Regions from separate parts of the Homo sapiens genome. Here regions 2 and 3 are each linked to region 1. A link is a contact called in ENCODE Hi-C or POLR2A ChIA-PET data. All regions are on one chromosome and are shown on one strand. Each heading gives the region's core, a stretch centred on a gene start or an enhancer-like site at or near the end of the contact. The rest is flanking DNA. Distances are from core to core; before and after follow the strand shown. Region 1 holds the start of ARMC5 (armadillo repeat containing 5). Region 2 overlaps SRCAP (Snf2 related CREBBP activator protein). Region 3 overlaps LOC124903679 (a long non-coding RNA gene).

Evidence for each region. Hi-C counts contacts between places; a loop is a spot of excess contacts on that map. ChIA-PET counts read pairs that join two places held with the same protein, here RNA polymerase II (POLR2A). Pooled maps may share reads with other maps.
Region 2: POLR2A ChIA-PET joins it to region 1 with 13 read pairs in activated naive CD4-positive, alpha-beta T cell. The contact joins the enhancer-like site here to the promoter of ARMC5 in region 1. POLR2A ChIA-PET finds 5 or more read pairs at or near these places in 2 of 52 experiments (HEK293 and activated naive CD4-positive, alpha-beta T cell).
Region 3: a loop to region 1 is called in a pooled map, with 4 times the contacts of the local background. The contact joins the enhancer-like site here to the promoter of ARMC5 in region 1. A Hi-C loop is called at or near these places in 1 of 168 maps with a recorded cell type or tissue (chondrocyte), 1 of 37 single-sample maps with no recorded cell type and 6 of 50 pooled maps. POLR2A ChIA-PET finds 5 or more read pairs at or near these places in 5 of 52 experiments (Caco-2, PC-9, Panc1 and 2 more).

The regions. Positions count from the first base shown.
Region 1 is chr16:31,458,102-31,461,013 of GRCh38, reverse strand. It overlaps ARMC5 (armadillo repeat containing 5), which reads right to left and starts at 1,513. Exons shown (of 6, transcript NM_001105247.2): 1 at 1,015-1,513. The coding sequence starts at 1,489. RefSeq lists a silencer at 965-1,314 and enhancers at 1,505-1,844, 1,843-2,383.
Region 2 is chr16:30,713,759-30,716,670 of GRCh38, reverse strand. It overlaps SRCAP (Snf2 related CREBBP activator protein), which reads right to left. Exons shown (of 34, transcript NM_006662.3): 17 at 469-605; 18 at 192-378. Among named protein-coding and RNA genes, the nearest start is that of SNORA30, 4.7 kb to the right of the region's middle. Within about 2 kb of position 1,394, at least 12 of the 41 ENCODE cell types and tissues checked have a DNase peak (open chromatin) inside an H3K27ac peak, as active enhancers do.
Region 3 is chr16:30,804,569-30,807,480 of GRCh38, reverse strand. All of the region lies in intron 1 of LOC124903679 (a long non-coding RNA gene), which reads right to left. Among named protein-coding and RNA genes, the nearest start is that of ZNF629, 19 kb to the right of the region's middle. RefSeq lists silencers at 1,744-1,833, 1,974-2,033. Within about 2 kb of position 1,505, at least 36 of the 41 ENCODE cell types and tissues checked have a DNase peak (open chromatin) inside an H3K27ac peak, as active enhancers do; they include PC-9, where a contact is called at or near this core.

The DNA.
Region 1 (2,912 bases), core at 264-2,763:
ATATGGTCCAGATACATTTTATGTAAATTTTAAATATATTAATGCTTCCCTTTATCCGAAAAGTTAAGATGTCATCAAAACTAGCATAATTTCGTGGAAGGCAGGTAGTGACATGTAAACTGCTTTCACACATTGCCACTAGGAGGCACCAATTTAGCTGGTAAACAGAAAAGCTTATGTTTTGCTAGGATTTGTTCTTACTGTGCTGGTTTTAATTATTTTTATTTATTTTTTCCTGCTTCCTAAGCGACTACTGATTTGTTTGGTTTTCTAAGATACGAGGTCTTGTTACGTTGCCCAGGCTGGAATGCAGTGGCTATTCACAGGCAGTCATTGTTCACTGCAGCCTCAACCTCCTAGGCTCAAGGGATCCTCCCGCCTCAGCCTCCCAAATAGCTGGAACTACAGGCGCGTACCACTGCACCCAGCTTATGCTAGTTTTTAATAACTTGAAATACGTATCATGCTTAGAATATTTGCATATTCGTGCCATATTTGTACTTCGTTTTCTCCCCACTCTGATTTTTTTAGGTAGCTATTATTGCCCCATTTTACAAGGAATCCTAGCCTCGGAGGGGTTAGGTGACTTTTGCAGATCTCCCTTTCTGAACCACTACACCTTCCAGCTCATCAGTGGGGCTTCAGAACCTTGCACAGGGCCGGACACATAGTTGGGCACTGAATGTCTGCTATGAACATCATAACTGGACGGTAAGAATCATCTGAAAAAATCACCAAATAACTCTTTGGCCTCCGCTAGTCCAGCTTCGAAAGAAGTCCTCAACAACCAATTCCTAGATAATGGCTACAATTATCTGGTCTGGGAGGGCTCTCTCTCATCTATAGAGAGTGCAGTGACGTCACGGGGCACAACAGATTGAGAAACAGGAGCGATGCGCCATCACAAAGCACGTTATTCCGGGATAGGACACAAAGAACTCCAGACTGCCCGGGTCTAGAGAGCAAGGGAGTTGCAAACCTAATCTTTCTAGGAAACGGGGGCGGAGCACTTACCCAAAGGGAGTATGCCTCCGAGTCTGCGCACTTCGGTCCGGCACGCCCCTTCCGTACAGCAATCGGCTAGGATGCTGAGCGCCAAGTCCAGCGTCTTGCGCAGGCGCACTGGCGGCGTAGGACTAGACGACGACACAGCGGAGGGGGCGGGGCCCGACGCGGGGGCGGGGCTAGAAGCTCCCGACGCGGCCGACGAGGGGGCGGAGCCGGGGCCTGCCTGGGACGGGGCGGAACCCGCTGCAGCCGCTCGCCGTAGCAGCGCGAGTAGGGGGCGGAGCCCGCCGCGTGCCCGGAAGCGCTCGATTCCCCCCGCTGCCTTGATGTGGCGCGTGCGGAGGGCTAGGAGCGCGCGGCTCAGGGGTGTCTCGTTGGTCGCTGGGTCCTTTTCCCCACCCAGAGCCTCCCCGGCCGCCGCCGCGAGCTGCGCGAGGCAGAACGAGAGCGAGTCCGTGAGGGTTGGCTTCGCAGCCGCCATCTTGGCTCGGGCCTCAGACTCCGCCCCGCTTCTCGCCGCTGATCCCAGGGAGCGGAACTGGAAGACAGGGAAATCGTCGGGCACCGCCTCGCTGACGCTGTTTAGCGCCACCGCAGTGATGCAAGTCGGAAGTTGTAGTTCTCGACCCCGGAAGTCTGTCCTTGCACACGAGGCGCGGCAGTACCTTAATCGCAGCGCATCCTGGGACGTGCGGGCGGTGCATGAGGGAGATGTGGTCCGCGTCGAGCTTCTCACGCCTACCTCGGGAAGCGCTGGAAACTCTTCCAGGGCCCTCCAGGTGGGCCAGGGCCTCCGAACAGCCCAGAAGTCCGACCACGGAGCCTTCGTGCCGTGCCCCGCCCCCGGCGTGCACTCGGCGGGGACCGCCTTTTCTCCTCTAGGCTCGCTTCGCTGCCCCCCAGCGGTGGTGCGGCCCGGCCTTGGGACGGACTCCGAGAACCCCGAGCCGGGCCGAAAGTGCGGGGTCCTGACCGCGCCGCAGACGGGGAGCCCTCGCTCGGTCAGAGGAAGAAGAGGGTTAAACCTACCGAGAACGTTCGCTGCCGCTTCCTAGAGTGACGGGCTTGTGGAATTTTCCGTTTCCGGAGCTGGACCCCGGTGTCCCGAGTGTCCTCCGCTCTGGACGTGCTCGTGAGCTCAGGAGCTGGCATCTAGGAAACGGGGAGTTCTTCACTCGCAGCGCAGTCGGCCGCGCCAGAAGAGGCGAGGGAGAATCCGGACGGGGCGGGGCGGCGGGGGAGCGGGACATTCGCGTCCCGGGGAGCCCCCAGGTCACCCCTGGATTGCGAGGTGGCTCCGCCTGAGCAGCCCTTCCTGGTGTGGTCGGGGCAGCTGCCCGCCCGGAAAATGGTCAGGCTCTAGCCCTGGGGAGGAAGAAGCCTTTGCCAAGAGCAACCGTCTACAAGCCCCAAAACCTGCGAGTGCCGGAAATGTGGACTGACCACAGCCTGCCTCCCCGGCTTCATTCACCACCAAGGCAGCCCCTCTGGTGACAAGCCTTACCGTTGTCCGGGTTATGGCAGAAGCTTCCGATGTGGCTCTGATCTGGTTAAGCACCACTGGGTACACACCGGTGAAAAGCCGTACTCCTGCCCCGAGTGTGACCATCGCTTCGGCCCTATGCCTGTGCCTAGTGTGGTAAGACTTTCAGCGTCAGCTCCAACCTGATCCAGCACCAGCGCGCTCACACCGCTAAAAGCCTTACCGCTGAGGGGACTGCGGCAAGAGTCTCAGCCTTGGCTCCACCCTGTTGCAGCACCTGCGCTCCACATGGGTGAGAAGGCCTCTAAGTGCCTTGTTTGTAGTAAGAGTTTTGTGCACAGTTGGAATCTGCTGCGGCACCAGCACAGTCACAAAGTCCGGAAACCTGATGCTTGGTGGTGAGTGTGGCCAGACCTTCGGC
Region 2 (2,912 bases), core at 145-2,644, 740 kb after region 1:
ATTCACAGTGAAGTCAAAAAAATATTAAGTTGAACCATCGTTAAGTCACATGGCTAGAGTACAATAAAACTAAGGGAATGATAGGGGAGTCATGAGGATGCAAAAGTCAGACCCCAGTCTAACGAAAAGAGGTACATGGTTGGAGTAATGCCGATAACCTTTACATTTCATATTAATGGAATCATACTTACCTGGAGGGGATGGACATCCGTGGCCCTTAGCACCAGAGAGGCGGTGCTGAAGCAGATGCCTGGGGTGATGAAAGGGGAGGTAACCGGTCGAGGGTCGAACAGATTTGGATGATTGCAAACTTTTCTCAGCTGCATCAAAATGTTGATGACGCTCATGAAATGGCCTGTGGCTAGTGTCTCCTTAGTTCTGGGGAAAGAGGAAAAATAAATGAGACGTCCTAACAGCCACCTACACTCCAATCTCGAGTCCCAGGGCCCACCCTCCTTCCTCCCTTACGTGGTCTGTGCCATGAAGTCATCATAGAGACAGCGTTGACGCTTGGAGAGCCTGCAGCGGATAACATGCTCGTACTTTTTGGGCATCTGCTTCTCAACATCCACCTTAACTCGGCGCAGTAAAAAAGGCCTCAAAACCTAAAAGCAAATTAAGCTGGAGGCTAAACAGGAGAACTCAGGCACCGAGCCCCAGCCTAAGCCCCTCAGCAAACACTAATGGAGTCATACGGCACACCATATCAGACACCAACCACACAAAGATGAGTCAACTGCAAGCCCTCAAGGGATCTGCTGTCTGCTGAAGGAGACAGACACAAAATGATACCATGACACAGGAAGTGATATAAGGAAGCACTGTGGGCAGACCAACTACGCAGAATAGAAAACTCAAACTAGATTTTGAGGAGTAATTGTTAAGTTTACAAGATGATGCAAATAAATCTAGAAGATGAGGAGAATAAAAACTGTGGCCTTGACAGGAGATAAAACAAAAGGCAAATCTGTAATCTCAGAAGATAAAATCTAATAGGACACAGTCATCAATGTCTACAGTGACACGGAAGAAGTAAAGGAACAGAGATAAATGAAGGAAAAGTAATAGTTAAGGAAGACTTCCTGTTTTCTTTTTTTTTTTTTTTTGATACAAAGTTGCGCTCTGTCACCCAGGCTGGAGTGCAGTGGCGCAATCCTGGCTCACTGCAAGCTCTGCCTCCCGGGTTCATGCCATTCTCCTGCCTCAGCCTCCTGAGTAGCTGGGACTACAGGCACCCGCCACCGCGCCCGGCTAATTTTTTGTATTTTTAGTAGAGACGGGGTTTCACCATTTTAGCCAGGATGGTGTTGATGTCCTGACCTCGTGATCCGCCTGCCTCAGCCTCCCAAAGTGCTGGGATTACAGGCGTGAGCCACCGCGCCCGGCCGACTTCCTGTTTTCTAGCTTAGTTTACCGAATGATAGTGATTGACCAAGATGAAGTAGAAATAACAGGCTATAAGGCCAGAGATGTCTAGCTTAGAACAGTGTTGAGTTCAAGAGGAACTCTCAATTAATGATAGCAAATCAGAAATTTAAATACAGGTCAAGTGATCTAGAAAGTCAAGGAATTTTAGTACAGACTGGAGAGTCTTTATCACATAAGAAATAGTCAAAGCCTTAGGAATGAGTAGGCCTGTGAGATATGCAGACTGAGAAGACAAAAAAAGTAAAGATCAGAATGCTGAAAGATGTTGTGATTTAAAAGTTGGGCGAAAAAGGAAGAGCCAAAGAAGACCAGAGAGAGAAAACACCAACAATATGAAGTTGAAGAAATCCAAGCAGGGATCAATCAGCAGTACCATTCTACTCAAAGACAGTAAGGACAAAAACATCACCATTTAAAAAAAAACAAAAAACAAACAGGCTGGGAACGGTGGCTCACACCTGTAATCCCAACACTTTGGGAGGCCAAGCGGGGGCAGGGCGGATCACTTAAGGTCAGGAGTTCGAGACCAGCCTGGCCAACATGGCGAAATCCGCCTCTACTAAAAATAACAAACATTAGCTAGGCATCGTAGTGCAGACCTGTAACCCCAGCTACTCAGGAGGCTGAGGCAGGAGAATCGCTTGAACCTGGGAGGTGGAGGTTGCAATGAGCCAGATCACGCCACTGCACTCCAGCCTGGGTGACAGAGAGAGACTCTGTCTCAAAAAAAAAAAAGCCCGGCACGGTGGCTCACACCTTTAATTCCAGGATTTTCGGAGGCCGAGGCAGGCAGATCACGAGGTCAGGAGATCGAGACCATCCTGGCTAACACGGTGAAACTCCGACTCTACTAAAAATACAAAAAATTAGCCGGGCGTAGGCCGGGCGCGGTGGCTCATGCCTATAATCCCAGCACTTTGGGAGGCCGAGGCAGGCGGATCATGAGGTCAGGAGATGGAGACCATCCTGGCTAATACGGTGAAACCCCGTCTCTACTAAAAATACAAAAAATTAGCCCGGCGTGGTGGTGGGCGCCTTTAGTCCCAGCTACTCGGGAGGCTGAAGCAGGAGAATGGCATGAACCTGGGAGGCAAAGCTTGCAGTGAGCCAAGACCGCGCCACTGCACTCCAGCCTGGGCGACAGAGTGAACTCTGTCTCAAAAAAAAAAAAAAAAAAATTAGCCAGGCTTTGTGGCGGGTGCCTGTAGTCCTGGCTACTCGGGAGGCTGAGGCAGGAGAATGGTGTGAACCCAGAAGGCGGAGTTTGCAGTGAATGGATATTGCAACACTGCACTCCAGCCTGGGCGACAAAGCAAGACTCAGTCTCAAAAAAAAAAAAAAACAGAATTGATGACTAAGATGAGGTCACTCAATCTGGCAATGGGTTAGTCACTAGAACACTGCAGCTTGACAAAGGAGTTTAGCCTGGCACTGACTTCCCTCTCCCCAAGGGTTTCCTGGGCACTGCCCAGGTGCTCAGGAAT
Region 3 (2,912 bases), core at 256-2,755, 650 kb after region 1:
GGCAGAAGATTGCTTGAGCCCAGGAGTTTGAGGCTACAGTAAGCTATGATCACACCACTGCATTCCAGCCTGGGGGAAAGAATGAGGCCCTATCTCTAAAAAAAAAAAAAGAAAGAAAGAAAGAAAAGAAAAGAAAAAAGAAAAAGAAAAAAATGTGAAAGCATCTGTCGTTCTCTGGCACACACTAGGTGCTTGATGCCTTTGATGCCTATCAATTTCCCTCTCTGTCCTTTCTTTGGGAAACTACTTCTCCCAATATAACTTCAAGAGTTTGAAGTTGTATTTTTTTTTTTTTTTAATTGAGACGGAGTCTTGCTCTGTCGCCGAGGCTGGAGCGATCTCGGCTCACTGCAAGCTCCGCCTCCCGGGTTCACGCCATTCTCCTGCCTCAGCCTCCGGAGTAGCTGGGACTACAGGCGCCCGCCACTACGCCCGACTAATTTTTTTGTATTTTCAGTAGAGACGAGGTTTCACCGTGTTAGCCAGGATGGTCTCGATCTCCTGACCTCGTGATCCCCCCGCCTCGGCCTCCCAAAGTGCTAGAATTACAGGCATAAGCCACCATGCCCAGCTAATTTTTGTATTTTTAGTAGAGATGAAGTTTCGTCATTTGGCCAGGCTGGTCTCGAGCTCCTGACCTCAAGTGATCCGCCTGCCTCAGCCTCCCAAAGTGCTGGGATAACAGGCTTTAGCCATCGCGCCTGGCCATTGGCTCCAATAAAAAAAAGAAAAAGAAAAAGAAAAGAAACACTCTTTGCCAGTTGAAACACATTTCCCAGTTGCATCTGCCAATCTGTGACCTCTACTTAGGGAACCAAGATAGATCAGGTTAGAGAGGTAGGCTTGAGCCAGGTTTCAAATCCTCTTGAGAGGTGGGCTTGAGCCAGGTTTCAAATCGTCTTGAATGCCAAGCTGAGTTTTGACTTGAACTCACAGGCAGTGAGTAAATCACTAAAAGGTATTTTTGGAACGAGGGGTGGCCTGAGGCAAGGATTTGGGGACTCCTTGTAGTGGAGTTTCACGTGAAATAAAAGGGAGAGGCAGGCAAGGTTGCAGGTTGTTGCAACGACACAGGTTTGCGGCAGTACGGCTGAGGGAGGGCTGGAAAGACGGGTTGGATGGAAAAGATGAAGCATAAAAGTATGGTCAAGGGAGGACGAGGGAAGCGGACGGAAAGCAGGAGAGAAAAACTGAGGTTCCGATTTGATTGAGAATGAACCCTCTCTCGGGAGGAGGGGCCAGGTAGTTTAGTTTGGTGCTGGTAGTGCTGAGTTTGAGAAGCTGACCCCAAAATCTGGTCTTGACCGCAACACGGAGTGGGGCCTGAGCTCCTCGGTGCAGCCCCAGCTCCGCTACTCGCTGCTGAACGACCTTGGACGAGCCCATGTCTAAATCAGACTTGATAAAGGAGTCGCCTCTAAGGAGGAACTGGGATCCCCTCCTTCCCAGGCTGGTGCTCGGGAGGGTGGAGGATGGAAGGAGCGGGTCCTTCCCCCAGGGAGCTCGGGGTCTACAGCAGGGCGGGGAAGCGGCCCTTCCAGAAGAGGCAGGAGAGGGTCGCTCCCTCGGCCAGCCTCGGGCCGCCTGGGCTTTACTGGGAAAAGCAGCCGAGGTCCTGGAAGAGTCGCGCCCCGCGGCCCCCGAGGAGAGCCGCGGCCCTCTCCTTGCCTCCCCAGCGCCTGATTCTCCCTTGCTGGAATTCGGGAGTCAGGGATGCCTTTGGGGAATCCCTTCCCCTCCTTCGGTCCTCGGCACTGCCTCTGAGCTCGGAGGCCCCGGTCGCCTGGGCCCGGACGCCGGCCCGGACGCCAGCCCGGGAAGCAGCAGGTCAGGAGCGGGAGCCGGAGCCAAAGCTGGACCCAGGCCGGAAGTGCGGCGCCCTCCGTGGGCCTCTCTAGGAGCGGAGGCGACCGCGTCTCAGTGGGAATAACCCCTTCAGCTCCGGGAGGCCGTCGCCGCGTGAGGTGTTCGCTCGCTTTCCTCCTGAGAAGGGCCGAATGATGGCCGCTAGTCACTCTGGGGACATTTGGAGGATTGAATGCCTGTAACCGCGCAGGGCCCACGGCCTGGGTTTCCATCCCCGATCCGCCTCATGGCTGAGCTCCTCGGACAAGTTATTCAACCTCTCTGAGTCACAGCTTTCTTCCTTGCAAGGGGTTGCTGTAAGGATTCCATGAATTAATGCATGTGCAGCACTCAGAAGAGAGGCTGGACCCCGCGTGGTGGCGCGCGCCTGTGATCCCAGCACTGGGAGGCCAAGGCGGGAGGATAGCGTGAGCCCAGAGGCTTGAGGCTGCAGTGAGCTATGATCACGCCACTGCATTGCAGCCTGGGTGACAGTGAGACACTGTCTGGAGGGGAAACAAAAAAGCTATATATCATTTTTTTCCATTATTTATACTCTGCTATAAAAGAACTTTTGGTGGAGGGTCACGTTTGAGACATGAGAATAAGAAACATGATAAAAATGATAGTAATAACTGCTATTTACTGAGAGCCTTCTGTGTGCTAGGTTCCTTACACACCTTATCTCTATAACCTCAGGGCAATTCTGTGAAGGGAATGTTAATATTATTCCCATTTTATGGATTAAGAAACGGGTTAGGCCAGGCGTGGTGGCTCACGCCTGTAATCCCAGCACTTTGGGAGGCCGAGGCAGGTGGATTACAAGGTCGGGAGTTCAAGACCAGCCTGGCCAACGTGATGAAACCCCCTCTCTACTGAAAGTATAAAAATTAGCCGGGTGTGGTGGCGGGCGCCTGTAATCCCAGCTACTTGGGAGGCTGAGGCAGGAGAATCGCTTGAACCCAGGGGGCAGAGGTTGCAGTGAGCCGAGATCACACCACTGCACTCCAGCCTGGGCGACAGAGTGAGGCTCCGTCTTAAAAAACAACAACAACAATAAACGGGTT